Linked DNA regions of Homo sapiens: region 2 is linked to region 1. The links are chromatin contacts, found by Hi-C or POLR2A ChIA-PET in ENCODE. All regions are on one chromosome and are shown on one strand. The core of a region is the stretch at or near the end of the contact, and the rest is flanking DNA. Distances in the headings are between cores, read along the strand shown. Region 1 holds the start of ZER1 (zyg-11 related cell cycle regulator). Region 2 holds the start of DYNC2I2 (dynein 2 intermediate chain 2).

Region 1 (4,367 bases), core at 1,519-4,018:
GGCCTCAAGTGATCCGCCCACCTGAGCCTCCCAAAGTGCTGGGATTACAGGCATGAGCCTGGGGCTTGCTTTTCTATGCAATGTGACAAACTCTGCCTTTTACTTAAAGTGTTTAGACCCTTACATTCACTATGATTATTTTCCTGGTTTAATCTAAGCCCATTTTGCTATTTGTTTCTTTTTTTTTTTTTTTTTTTTTGAGACGGAGTCTCGCTCTGTTGCCCAGGCTGGAGTGTAGTGGCGCCATCTCGGCTCCCTGCAAGCTCCGCCTCCCAGGTTCACACCATTCTCCTGCCTCAGCCTCCCGAGTAGCTGGGACTACAGGCGCCTGCCACCACACCCGGCTAATTTTTTTGTATTTTTAGTAGAGACCGGGTTTCACCATGTTAGCCAGGATGGTCTCGGTCTCCTGACCTCGTGATCTGCCCGCCTCGGCCTCCCAAAGTGCTGGGACTACAGGCATGAGCCACCGCGCCTGGCCTGTTATTTGTTTCTTATTTCCTATTTGTTTTCTGTTTTCTTTCTTTTTCTTTTGTTTGAGACAGAGTCTCACAGTGTTGCCCAGGCTGGCGTGCAGCGGCGTGATCTCCGTTCACTGCAACCTCCGCCCCCAGGGTTTAAGCAATTCTCCTGCCTCAGCCTCCAGAGTGGCTGGGACTATAGGCACATGCTGCCACACCTGGATAATTTTTTAAAATTTTTTATTTTAGTAAAGACAGGGTTTCACCGTGTTGCCCAGGCTGTTCTCGAACTGCTGAGCTCAGGCAATCAGGCCACCTCAGCCTCCCAAAGTGCTGGGATTACAGGCGTGAGCCACCAAACCGGGCTTTTTTTTTTTTTCTTGTGAAACAGAGTTTCACTCCTGTTGCCCTGGCTGGAGTGCAATGGCACAATCTTGGCTCACTGCAAACTCTGCCTCCCAGGTTCAAGCGATTCTCCTACCTCAGTCTCCCAAGTTCCCAAGTAGCTGGGATTACAGGCGTGCGCCACTATGCCCAGCTAATTTTTGTATTTTTAGTAGAGACGGGGTTTCACCATGTTGGCCAGGCTGGTCTCAAACTCTTGACCTCGTGATCTGCCTGCCTTGGCCTTCCAAAGTGCTGATATAACAGGCTTGAGCCACGACGCCTGGCCCAAGCAATGTATTAATATGAGAGTTCCCATCTAGCCATATCCTCGTCAACATTTGTTATTGTCTCTCTGATGATGTCCATCTTAAGGAGCATAAAACCGTACCTCCCCACCTCCTGGGCTCAAGCAATCCTCCAACTTCAGCCTCCCGAGTAGCTGGGACTACAGATGCGCACCACCATGCCCTGCTAATTTTTGTAGAAATGGGGTCTCCCTATGTTGCCCAGGCTGATCTCCAACTCCTGGGCTCAAGCCTCAGCCTCGACAACCCCATCTGCTGAGATTATAGGTTGTGAGTCACTGTGCCAAGCCCAACAGCTTTTTTAAGGATTCAAGACTGTACGAACATAGTTGTAGCTGGTCAAAGATTAAAAGGTGCTATGCAAGAAAAAAGAAATCCACAAAATTAGTTCTTGGAATGGAACTGAGGCACCTGTCAAGAAAGGGTTCCTCAAGAAAGGAGCATCTAGCTAGGGTGTGGTAGCTCACGCCTGTAATCCCAGCACTTTGGGAGGCTGAGGTGGGCGCATCACCTGAGGTCAAGAGTTTGAGACCAGCCTGCCCAACATGGCGAAACCCCATCTCTACTAAAAATACAAAAATTAGCCAGACGTGATAGTAGGCGCCTGTAATCCCAGCTACTTGGAGGCTGAGGCAGGAGAATTGCTTGAACCCGGGGAGTCTGCAGTGAGCTGAGGGCCATTGCCCGCCAGCCTGGGCAACAAGAGAGAGAAACTCCGTCTCTCAAAAAAAAAAAAAAAAAAGAGAAATCCAGAGAAGAAATGATGGTGTTTTGAGATGGAGTCTTCCTCTGTCGCCCAGGCTGGAGTGCAGTGGTGCGATCTCAGCTTACTGCAAGCTCTGCCTCCTGGGTTCAAACGATTCTCCTGCTTCAGTCTCCTGAGTAGCTGGGATTAGAGGCGCGCACCACCACGCTCGGCTAATTTTTGTATTTTTAGTAAAGACGGCGTTTCACCATGTTGGCCAGGCTGGTCTCGAACTCTTGACCTCAGGTGATCCGCGTGCCTCGGCCTCCCAAAGTGCTGGGATTACAGGCGTGAGCCACTGCGCTCGGCCAGAAGGAACTGGTTTGACAGGATCCTTAGGACTTGGAGACTGGACGAGGGGCCCAGGAAAATGTAGGGGCCGAGGTCGCCGCCCAATTTCCCATTTGGAAGCTCGGTTGCCTGGTGGCGCATGCCCTAGATGGAGGTTAGGAGCACCTTTTGGGGGACGGTGATGACTGCGGGTTGACACGCGAGTGTGAGCCACCCGTGGAGAACGCAAGACATGTTCAACAGGGCGCTGGATGGAGGGGGCTGGCGCCCAGAGTCAGTCCTGCTATTCAGCAGTGTTGGGCTCAGGTGAACCGCAGCGCCAGGGCGGGCACCGATCCTAGGGTCCCACGAACAGGCCCCTCGGAGGCCAGGGAGAGCCCTGAATGACGCGTTCTCTCGGGTGGCCTGGGGGGGGCATCCCGCGGCTTCCTCCACCGGCGTAACGTGCCGGGCCCGGGGAAAGGAGCCGCCCGCCGGTCCCCGGAACCTTCTGCCGCCGCCGCCCGCGTTAGCCGCGGGACGGGTCGGGGGAACCCGATCGCTGTTGCTAAGGGGCGGCCCCGGAAGTGACGCGCCCCGGGTTTGTTGACAGCGGAGGCGGCGGCGGCTGCAGGCTCCGAGCCGTAGGAGCCGGATCGGGGGAGGGGCCGGGCCCAGGAGCCTCAGCCCCGCCGGCAGCCCTAAGGGCAAGGTAACCGCCACGGGGTCCCCGTCGCGACCCCCTCCCTCCCGGAGCTCCCGTCCCCGGGATCCCAAGCTCCGCCCCGCCGACCCCCGTCTCCCCTGGACCCCGGCTCTAGCCTGACGAGATCCCCAACCTCCTGAGGTGCTCTGGCCCCGGATTCTCCCGGGCTGCATTCTCTGCTCCTCCTCGCCTGCGAAGCATCACGTCCGCTTCCCGACGCTGAGGGCAGCCCCGTCCAGGGTAGGTCCCGGACCCCGGGCCAAGGGACGTACCTGCGTCCTCCTCCTTCGCCTCCTGCCTACGGGGCCTAAGCATCGCCGCTGCAACCACTCTCTGAGGTCCATCTCCGCCAGTGGTGGGAGGGTTCCTTTCTCTATCCCTGCCGCCAGGTCTGAGAATCGTGTCTTTAAAACTGAGCTCCCTTCCTCCAGAAAGAAAATGACGCTCTGTCGTTTGCCCCTACAAGATGGGGGATCGGTGTAGGGCTGAAAGGGCCACCCTCTGCCCCTCCTACCTGTTGGATGAGCTTAAGTTCCCCCAGAGAAGTGCTTAGAAGCTCAAGGACGACTTGGATTCTGGATCAGCTCCCAAAAGGGATGACACAAAGTATAGGGAAATCCAACAGGGTGAGGTTGCAACCGGAGGGCCAAGGGAGCCCGACAGGTGAGTTGATAGTGAAACTGACTGTGCTGGCCACTATAGCTCTCTGGGTGGAACTTGTCTTGGCTGCTCTTTGACCGAAAGAGCCCAAGATTTCCAGTCTTTGCCTGTGTTTGTCAGTCCATTCGTTTTGTTTTGTTTTGTTTTTCTTTAAATAGAGATGGGGTCTCACTATGTTACCCAAGCTGGTCTCGAACTCCTGGGCTCAAGTGATCCGCCCGCTCCAGCCTCCAAAAGTGCTGGAAATACAGGCATGAGCCACCGCGCTCAGCTAGTGCATTTGATTTTTAAGGGGGAGGGGAATGGAATGTCTGATGTCTTGGGAAAATCCTTCCATATATGATCTTTCACAGAATGTTTCTCTTCAGACTTCAAACTGGTTAGGATGAGCATAAAAGCATAGCCTTGAAAAGGGTCACGGGAGGCTATACTTAGAGCAGAAAGTGGTGGCCAGGGGTGAAGGGCCTCGCTACTTTGGTTCATTTGTTCATTCAGCAAATAATAAACATGATATGTAAGGAGGTAATAAGTGGTTTGGAGAAAAATAGAGAAGGAAGGACCATGGGGAAGGAGTTGGGAGTTGTCATTTTATAGAGGGTGTTCAGGGAAGGTCTCTAGTAAGGTGACCTTTGAGCAGAGATAAGTGAGGGAGCAAGCCAGGTAGTTCTCTTGTGGCAGAGCATTCCGCAGCAAATGCAAAGGTCCTGTGGTCATATGCCTGGTGATTTGAAGAAACAGCATAAGGGCTCACGCTTGTAATCCCAGCACTTTGGGAGGCTGAGGCAGCCGGATCACCTGAGGTCAGGAGTTCAAGACCAGCCTGGCCGACATGG
Region 2 (4,550 bases), core at 1,504-4,003, 120 kb after region 1:
GAGACGAGGTGTCCCTATGTTTCCCAGGCTGATCTCGAACTCTTAGGCATGAGCCACCACACCAGACCTTAGTGAGTTTGTGTGTGTGTTTTTTTTTTTTTTTTTGAGACGGAGTCTCCCTCTGTCGCCCAGGCTGGAGTGCAGTGGTGCGATCTCTGCTCACCGCAAGCTCCACCTCCCAGGTTCATGCCATTCTCCTGGCTCAGCCTCCCGAGTAGTTGGGACTACAGGCGCCCGCCACCACGCCCGGCTAATTTTTGTATTTTTTAGTAGAGATGGGGTTTCATCATGTTAGCCAGGATGGTCTCGATCTCCTGACCTCGTGATCCGCCCGCCTCGGCCTCCCAGTTGTGAGCCACCGCGCCCGGCCCCTTAATGAGTTTTTAAAAAGTCCCTTTTTCTTCAGTCTACATTTGAGGAAGGGCCTTTCTAGGTGGTGGTAAACTGAGGCCTGAGGGGTGTGCTTGAAGCAGGTGGAGGCAGAGGCCATGGGGTGGAGAGAGGGTGGGTACAGGGACGGAATCTTGGGCCCTGAAGGGATTGAATTGTGTTTTCAAATACCATCTGCTTTGGCCTGGGGAGTGGCTTAGCCTGTATTCCCAGCACTTTGGGAGGTAGAAGTGAGCAGTTCACTTGAACCCAGGAGTTCGAGACCAGCCTGGGCAACACGGGGAGACCCCTGCCCCCATCTCTACAAAAACACAAAAATTAGCTGGGGATGGTAGTGCATGCCTGTAGTCCCAGCTGCTTAGGAGGCTGAGGTGGTTGGATGGCCTGAGCCCGGAGAGGTTGAGGCTGCAGTGAGCCATGATCATACCACTACTCCAGCCTGGTGACACAGCCAGACCCTGTCTCAAAAAAAAAAAAAAAAAAAAAAATTAGGTCAGGTGAGGTGGCTCACCTGAGGTCAGGAGTTTCAAAGCAGCATGGCCAACACGGTGAAACCCCATCTCTACTAAAAATACAAAAAATTGGCCAGGCGTGGTGGCGGTTGCCTGTAATCCCAGCTACTCGAGAGGCTGAGGCAGGAGAATCACTTGAGCCTGGGAGGTGGAGGTTGTTGTGAGCCAAGATAGTGCCACTGCACGCCAGCCTGGACGACAAAGCGAGACTCTGTCTCAAAAAAAAACAAACAGGCTGGGCGCAGTGGCCCACGCCTGTAATCCCAGCACTTTGGCAGGCTGAGGCGGGCAGATCATTTGAGATCAGGAGTTCCAGACCAGCTTGGCCAACATGGTGAAACCCTTCTCTACTAAAAATACAAAAATTAGCCCAGTGTGGTGGCATGTGCCTGTAATCCCAGCTGCTTGGGAGGCTGAGGCATGAGAATCGCTTGAACTGGGGAGGTGGAGGTTGCTGTGAGCCGAGATCACGCCACTGCACTCCACCTTGGGCGACAGAGTGAGACTCTGTCTTAAAAAAAAAAAAAAAAAGTAGCATCTATCCTTCCCAGATCATTTTTTAGAATTTTTTTATTATTTTGTTGTTATTATTATTATTATTTTGAGACAGGGTCTCACTCTCTTGTCCAGGCTAAAGCACAGCGTGGTTCAATCAGGGCTCTCTGCAGCCTCAATTTCCCTGACTCCAGGGATCCTCTCACCTTGGCCTCCGGAGCAGCTGGGACTACAGGTGTGTGCCACTATGCCTGGCCAATTAAAAAATTTTTTTTTGTAGAGAGGGAGTCTTGCTGTGTTGCCCAGGCAGGTCTCAAACTCCTGGGCTCAAGTGATCCTCTTGCCTTGGCCTTCCAAAGTGCTGGCCATCTCGTCTGGCCTATTATTATTTTTTTAGAGATAGGGTCTTGCTCTATCACTCAGGCTGTAGTGTAGTGGTGTAATCATAGCTCACTGCAGCCTCAAACTACTGGACTCAAGGGATCTTTACACTCAGCCTGCCGAGTAGGTGGGACTACAGGCACGTGCCACCATGCCCAGCTAAGTTTTAAAACATTTTTTTTGTAGAGACGGGCTCTCACTATGTTGCTCAGGCTGGTTTCGAACTCCTGGCTTCAAGCGATCCTCCTGCCTTGGCCTCTCAAAGTACCGGGATTACAGGTGTGAGCCACCGCACCTGGCCTATTTGTTTATTCTTTATTTTTATTTTTTAGTCCTCAGGTCAGAATCTCCAGTTTTTTTAATTCCGGTGGGGCGCGCGGAATGGCAGAACGACATAATATAGTATAAAAAGCAATTCTTTCCTCAGGGTGAGAACTTAATAAGAAAGAGACGTTCTGGGCTCTTTGCCTGACACACAGTAGGCACATTATTTAGTTATTTGCTTTTAATTTCGATTTAATAAGCATGTTTCTGTAGAAGACCTCATTTGGGCCTCCCAGCTTTTTAACCACATTTAGGATCTCCGTAGGAATATTTTTCATCATCATTCTATTGAGACAGAGACTGAGGATTAAAGGGAGATCACTTGGCTTCGAGGTGACAGCCTGTTCGAGTGGCGCGGTTCTCGGATCTGCTGGAAGAATCAGCTGCTCAGCCAGATCTGCGCTCCCAGGCCCAGACCTCGCGGGCCGGCCACGGCCGCAGGCTGCCGCCCTCTCTTCGCTTCTGCGCTTGGCTGCTCAGCGCCATCTTTGAACCTGGCACCAATGCCTCACTTCCGCAGTTTCCTCGCCCAGGAGTAGCGCGCCTACTCTTAGAGTGCTTTTTCTGGGGACAGGGTATGCAAAACCGGTCATGCTTCTCTCTCTGGCCGAGAAGAATCGTTACTTTTCTTTCTTCCAGGTCTTGCAGGAGGCGCTGCGACCAATTCAAACATGGCGCCGTCAGCCTCACATTCCCCGTTTTCCGCTCATGGCGGCGTAGGGGCGGAGGTCGCGCCTGAGTGCGTCCGCACGAGAGGGCGGAACCGTCTCCATGGCAACCCGCGCGCAGCCGGGGCCACTCAGCCAGGCGGGAAGCGCTGGTGTTGCGGCGCTGGCGACAGTCGGGGTTGCGAGCGGCCCGGGGCCGGGGCGGCCAGGGCCGCTGCAGGACGAGACCCTGGGTGTGGCGTCCGTGCCCTCGCAGTGGAGGGCCGTCCAGGGCATCCGCTGGGAGACGGTGAGGGCGCGGGCCCCGCGCGGAGCGACGCGGGCGGGAAGGCGGGGTCGCAGCGCGGCTGCCGGGCGGGTTCGGGCGTCCCACCGTGGCTGCCGGGCGGGTTCGGGCGTCCCACCGTGGCTGCCGGGCGGGTTCGGGCGTCCCACCGTTTGCCTTTACAGTTTATTCCACAGAAACTGACCCAGAGGATACTTTCGGCCCATTTTTTAACAACAAAAAGTGGAAAAACAAAACACCTCCAAGGATCCCACGTTTTGAAGGATTTTGTGTGAACTGTAGTTTTTAAGCATTTCAAACAACTTTTTTTGGTTTTGTTTTGTGTTTTTTTTTTTGAACAGGGTCTCGCTCTGTCGCCCAGGCTGGAGTGCAGTGGTGCGATCTCGGCTCACTGCAGCCTCAGCCCCCGGTGCTGAGCGATCCTCCCACCTGCGCATCCAGAGTATCTGGGACCTCAGGCGCGGGCCACCACGCTGGCTGTTTATTTATTTATTATCTTGTAGAGATGGGGTCTCCATGTGTTGCCCTGGCTGGTCTCCAACTCCTGGGCTTAAGCTGTCCTCCTTCCTCGGCCTCCCAAAGTGCTGGGATTACAGGTGTGAGCCACCGCGTTCAGGCTTTTTTTTTTTTTTTTTGAGACAGTCTCGCTCTGTCGCCCAGGCTGGAGTGCAGTGGCGCGAACTCGGCTCACTGCAAACTCCGCCTCCCAGGTTCACGCCATTCTCCTGCCCCAGCCTCCCCAGTAGCTGGGACTACAGGCGGCCGCCAGCACGCCTGGCTAATTTTTTTGTATTTTTTAGTAGAGACGGGGTTTCACAGTGTTAGCCAGAATGGTTTCCATCTCCTGTCCTCGTGATCCGCCCTCCTCGGCCTTCCAAAGTGCTGGGATTACAGGCGTGAGCCACCGCGCCCGGCCTTCTTTTTTTTCTTTTTTTTGAGACAGAGTCTCACTCTGTCGCCCAGGCTGGAGTGTAGTAGTGCCAGCTACTTGGTTTCGGCGCTACTTGGTTTCTTTCTCTTTTTTTTTTTTTTGGAGACGGAGTCTCGCTCTGTCGCCCGGGCTGGAGTGCAATGGCGCGATCTCTGCTCACTGCAAGCTCCGCCTCCCGGGTTTATGCCATTCTCCTGCCTCAGCCTCCCTAGTAGCTGGGACTACAGGCGCCCGCCACCACGCCCGGCTAATTTTTTTTTTTTTTTTTTTTTTTTTTAGTAGAGACGGGGTTTCACCGTGTTAGCCAGGATGGTCTCGATCTCCTGACATTGTGATCCACCCGCCTCGGCCTCCCAAAGTGCTGGGATTACAGGTGTGAGCCACCGCGCCGGCCCAGGCTAACTTTTAAATGACCAAACTGCATTGTAAATTCTAGATAAGCCAGTTTTCCAGGTGTTTAATCAAACGCACACGAAAGGAGATGCTCTGATGAGATGAGATGCTGCGTGCTCAAGGCCTCTCCCAAGGGGTCTGTGCGGACTTTCAGCTTGAGCACCTGCTGT

What was found. Hi-C counts contacts between places; a loop is a spot of excess contacts on that map. ChIA-PET counts read pairs that join two places held with the same protein, here RNA polymerase II (POLR2A). Pooled maps may share reads with other maps.
Region 2: a loop to region 1 is called in a map of CD8-positive, alpha-beta T cell, with 9 times the contacts of the local background. The contact joins the promoter of DYNC2I2 here to the promoter of ZER1 in region 1. A Hi-C loop is called at or near these places in 10 of 168 maps with a recorded cell type or tissue (B cell, CD4-positive, alpha-beta T cell, CD4-positive, alpha-beta memory T cell and 5 more), 22 of 37 single-sample maps with no recorded cell type and 28 of 50 pooled maps. POLR2A ChIA-PET finds 5 or more read pairs at or near these places in 10 of 52 experiments (CD4-positive, alpha-beta T cell, H1, HEK293 and 7 more).

Annotation. Positions count from the first base shown.
Region 1 is chr9:128,770,328-128,774,694 of GRCh38, reverse strand. ZER1 (zyg-11 related cell cycle regulator) reads left to right here and starts at 2,768. Exons shown (of 16, transcript NM_006336.4): 1 at 2,768-3,114. LOC124902282 (a long non-coding RNA gene) reads right to left here and starts at 3,361. Exons shown (of 2, transcript XR_007061804.1): 1 at 3,147-3,361. RefSeq lists enhancers at 1,677-2,403, 3,132-3,181 and a silencer at 2,472-2,941.
Region 2 is chr9:128,655,050-128,659,599 of GRCh38, reverse strand. It overlaps DYNC2I2 (dynein 2 intermediate chain 2), which reads left to right and starts at 2,753. Exons shown (of 9, transcript NM_052844.4): 1 at 2,753-3,059. The coding sequence starts at 2,874. RefSeq lists enhancers at 2,053-2,696, 2,514-2,723, 2,697-3,341 and a silencer at 2,904-3,233.